Regions from separate parts of the Homo sapiens genome. Here region 2 is linked to region 1. A link is an interaction called in ENCODE POLR2A ChIA-PET data of the cell type or tissue named here. Cell type or tissue: MCF 10A. All regions are shown on one strand.

Region 1 (2,500 bases):
TGGGAACACGGATGTTCCCAGAGACTTGGTAAAACTTGCCTGGTCCATGACTTTGGGAATACAGACATCCTCTGAGTGCGATGCTTTGTATACGTGGCCTGGAGTTTGCTTCCTGATGATGTGCTCCTTCCTGCCCAGGTAGCCTCGGTTGGGCTCCACTATCCCTGCTCCAGTACCCACTCCCAGCACTTAAGAATGTCTCCTGTCTGGCTCCAGCATGAAGGTAACAGAGAAGGAAGATCTGGATTTCCGGCAGATTAAGTGGAGGAGAGAAGAGAGGGACCGAGGAAGAAAAAAAAGGCCGTGGACAAATGAAAACTGTCTTGTGAACATAAAGTGATTGACATAGATCACATCACCTGGATTATGATGATTTAAAAGGCAGTTCACACACAGAAATCCCAGAAAGGTTTAGAGCAAAATAATGACTTTCAGAGAAGACTGTGAATTTGGATCTCTACATTCCAGTACACTTATGGGGGAAAAGAAAGTGCTTTTAACTTACAAGTATTCTGAATAGTCACTCTTTCGGAGTCTTTTTTTTTTTAATTGGAAAGTAACATTTTTCCATTAGAGGATTCAATTCTACTACTGCTGCAAAAGAATTATTTCTGGAGTCAGAATCAAATCAACCTTTATAATCAGTCTAATGAGTCAGACCCACTGATATATATTAGTGGACCTGGCTTCTGTTCTAGGTCAGGAACTGAGAGCTCCTGACACTTTGTAATAGTGTAATAGGGGATAAAATGTCAGAAATTTCAGTGAAAATGGAGGTTAAGTTGTGCATTTTAAAAGCAATTTTTAGGTATAAGGTAGTAAGTAGCTAGTACTTATGTGCCAGCAGTTCAGAAAGCAAAACCCAATGGCCAATTATTCTTTGCTTTGTACATTTGGGGACTATAAGCAGACGGACACTAAGGAGCACACATCCCTGGATTTATTTCTCAAAACATATCGCACATTCCTAATTTTCCTCACAGATCTTTTTAAAGATTACTCTCAGAATGTGCCCAAAGAGTCCCTGAACAAATGCTATTCATTTTGGTAAATATAACAAAAATCATTAGAAGATATCAGCATTTTAAATAGCGATTATAATCCGGTGGTTGACTTCTGTATTGCCCTGTTCGGTATCTATATGTTTTGTAAAGGCTTACATTGACTTGTTTACAGATATACCATTTGCATTTAGCTAATTGTGACGTCTGTGGTCATTTTCTATAAAGAGGTTGGTCTTTAAGCTGTTGGTAATGAATGTGGCTTAGTTTCTACTGGAAAATCTGATTCAGCTTACATCATTTTGACTTATAGCACCTTTGCCAGGAATGAAATCTAAGAGTGCAAGACTGCCTTGTTTTTCCCCAGGTCTGCAGAGGCCTGTTGCTTTTAATGGGTTGTGTGTAGGACACAAGGATGTGACTCATCTATCCACTTAAGAGTCATAAAACAGTAATGCAGACAGCTCAGCGTCAGTCATAACGTTCATTGTATGCACCATACTGAATGGGCATTACCATTTAGTTTTTGTTATTTTACAGGAAAGTGGGCATTGGTACCCAGTGGACAAACAAAATATTTATTAAGCTTATTGTCATCAATGTCATTAATATAACTGTTTTCAGTGAGCGTAGAACAAGTGTGTGGAGCTATTTGTTGTCAACTGAACATCCCTGCCACCCCTTCTAATGTCTCCCTGCTCCATGGAAGAGAAATCAGGACTGTAGTTGTAATTTGCAGAATTCTCTTCTCTGTGAGGTTCAGGAGAGACCATCCAGGAAGACGCACTTGTATGAGGAAGGAGGAAGGCAAGGCCAGTATTCTCCAGTGGCAGTTGTAGGCACACGCATGGAGAGATGTAAGGTTCAAAGCAGCTTTCAGATGAACTTTTGGAGAATTGCCTTTTGTGCTACGAGAGGGGATAGATGTCTAGAGCATCTCTCGACTCACAAGTTTTGCAGTTTTCCAGGTGAGCTCCTGGGAATCGTGTGCTTCAGTGCTCCAAGCAGAGTGTTAACAATGGCCTCCTTGACCTTTGCTTCCCTAACAGTTGCAGAAGCTTCACTTTCTTGTCTAAAACTATTAATATTTGGAAGACACAGAGTGGCTTCTATTTTCCTGATAAAAACGTGGCTGATATAAGAAGTAATTATTTAAAAATTAATAAAAAATTAGAAAAGGTAGAATGCATAAATCATAGATTAAAATAAACTGCCAGTGGGCTATGGTTACTATAAAAATAAGATGGTCAAAGGCTGATCAAATGGAAGAATGAATAAATAAAAGTCATTCAAATAATCAATCAATTATAGAACAATCAATTAAATATATTAAATATTAAGTTTATGTAATTATAATTTATCTATTATGTACATATTATATTTAATCTGTAAATATATATGATATATATATAACAACTAGGAATCTAGATTCGGTATCACACGATTAGTACCAAGCATGAAGTGAGCACAGCAAGCAGGAAGTAAGGCCAGGATGAAAG
Region 2 (2,500 bases), 600 kb after region 1:
ACGAAGAAACTAAAACACAAAGAGGCTAAGTTACAAACCTAATCTAGTGAGTGGCAGACTTAAGATTGAACCCAGATACTTCTTTTTTGTAGCCATGTGTTAGCTTTATATATAAAACATGATGAAAACTTGTTTAATATAAAACACTTTAATATAAAACATGATGAAAACTCAATTACAAGAGTTCGAAAGGGCAAGAAAAACCAATGAGTTTCCACTTTATTGCAAGTTTTAAAATCTGAGACTAGTTAAAAAAACTGATATGTTAATTTCAGATGAGGGTTAATTTTTTTCACCAACTAAAAATTACTATATGGGAAGATCAGTGCAACAAACAGTACAGTTTGCAAACCCAAGCCACAAACTTATTGTTAATAATCATGGTAAGAAACAGCCAAAGAGCAACTGATGCCTCAGTTAAGTTTGAAAGAAACTCTGCCTTCTGTGAAGGCAGAGAAGAAATATGCAAGCAATTCTCCTTCAAGAAATTTGCATAGAGTCAGGATGTGGTGACTCACGCCTGTAATCCCAGCACTTTGGGAGGCCAAGGTGAGTAGATCACCTGAGGTTGGGAGTTCACGACCAGCCTGACCAACATGGAGAAAACCCATCTCTACTAAAAATGCAAAAAATTAGCCGGGCATGGTGGCGCACGCGTATAATCCCAGTTACTTGGGAGGCTGAGGCAGGAGAATCGTTTGAACCTGGGAGGCGGAGGTTACAGTGAGCCGAGGTCGCGTCGTTGCACTTCAGACTGGGCAACAAGAACGAACCTCCGTTGCGCAAAAAAAAAAAAAAAAAAAAGAAAAAAAGAAATTTGCATAGAAAGAGAAAATGTTAGAGCCTTTACCACAAGTGAAATTGCAAAGCTTGAACATAATTCAACTCAATCCAGAGAGCACCAAACATCAAATTGGGGCCAAGGTAGAACTTGAACATTTAATTTCCAGCTATGTGACTTGGAGAGCACTATAATTTCAGATGTGGAAACCAGCTGCAGGTAGGCTCTTTTAGAAACATGAATTGTATACTCCATAAATTCTGAAACAAGGCAGATATTTGTACATTGTTACTTGAATTTCAGAAGGGTACCTCAAGGCATCAGGATCTTTTTCAGAGTCACTCTTGAAATAGTTGTATCTTCCCAGCCTTGGTAACCACCTTTTTACAGTTCTCTAGCCTTTGCATTGAAACACACCACTTTGTGGAATGACTTTTAACATTCTATCCGTCATGGCTTAAGATCCTGAAGCAGCTATTTCCAGGGCACCTCCCATCTCCTCGGCATGAGCAGTTTCCCAGTCACTTCTTCATCCCCCCAAGTCCTCTTCATGAGAGTCTCCAGAGCTCATAGCATCAAGGTCTCCATTGCTGGGACTCACACCGGAGACTACATCTGGAAGCTCCACTCCTCCAGCTCTCTCTGCTGGAGACCAAACTGACAGTTTATTGCAAAGACTTGTAAAAACAAAGATTATTTACAAATGCATTTTTGTATACATTTGTTTAATTTACGACCTGAGACTTTTATAATCGCTTTCCAAACCCTTTTATGGAGGGTGGAACACTTACTTGAGGCTACGCTGTTAACCATGTCCCATATCCCCTCTCATAACTGACTTGTGTAAGAAAAAAAAATGAAGATTTTTTTAAGTTGACTCTTACCTGGTTCTAATCAGTCTTGGAAGCATTTCTACTTGTTCCGTAAAATAGGAAGTTGAGTAGAATATATTAAAGAATTTCACCAGTAAAACAAATACCTAAAGCATCATTTTGGAAGGCAGTGCATAGGAATCCCAAATTCACATCTTGTGAACAAAACTGATAGTCTGATAATGATACCTCATCTCTACACAAAATAAACAAAATTAGCCAGGTGAGGTGGTGCATGCCCAGAGTCGCAGCTACTCAGGAGGCTGAGGTGCGAGAATTGTTTGAGCCTGGGGGATCGAGGCTGCAGTGAGCCTAGATTGTGCCACTGCACTCCAGCCTGGGTGACAGAATGAGACCCTGTCTCAAAAACAAAAAACAAAAAAACTGATAATCTGTTAATACCCCTTTTCAGCTCATGATAACTGGTTTATATCTTCACAATTTTAACAACTACCATAGAATATGGATCTAGAAATTGAAATAAGAATGTAGCAAATGAGTATGTGAAAATAATTTCACACAGATGGAAATTATACAGCTCAGAACTTGGTGATGAATCATACCCTTGGAAAACTATTCCATTCTTCCCCAGAGTCTGTCAACAGAGGGATACACAAAGTGATGGAGCTTTCATATTTCAGCTTTAACATCTGCTGCATGGCAGCCCATTTATATTTTTATCTAAGGAAACATCTATAAATATTGATAAAGATTTCCTCTTTGCTTTTGTTTCCAGGCTGTTTATCTCGGTATTTATCCTTTTGGCTATACAGTATCTCTGGATGATCTGGAACTCAGCATTTTCCTAATACGGCTTGTTACAATGCCAAAAGCAATGCCTGCGGTT

Evidence for each region. ChIA-PET counts read pairs that join two places held together with the same protein. Peaks named below come from ENCODE experiments on the same cell type or tissue, not always from the same donor. Only the 100,000 strongest peaks of a DNase experiment are listed, where the experiment ranks them.
Region 2: POLR2A ChIA-PET joins it to region 1 with 5 read pairs; 2 of 35 experiments call an interaction of 5 or more read pairs at or near these places.

The regions. Positions count from the first base shown.
Region 1 is chr11:129,638,415-129,640,914 of GRCh38, reverse strand. No RefSeq gene overlaps it. Among named protein-coding and RNA genes, the nearest start is that of LINC01395, 22 kb to the right of the region's middle. RefSeq lists an enhancer at 536-1,735. In MCF 10A, no CTCF peak of the experiment used is centred here; a DNase peak (open chromatin) is centred at 1,384.
Region 2 is chr11:129,041,686-129,044,185 of GRCh38, reverse strand. The region is part of intron 10 of ARHGAP32 (Rho GTPase activating protein 32); the gene reads left to right. Among named protein-coding and RNA genes, the nearest start is that of TP53AIP1, 100 kb to the right of the region's middle. In MCF 10A, no CTCF peak of the experiment used is centred here; no DNase peak of the experiment used is centred here.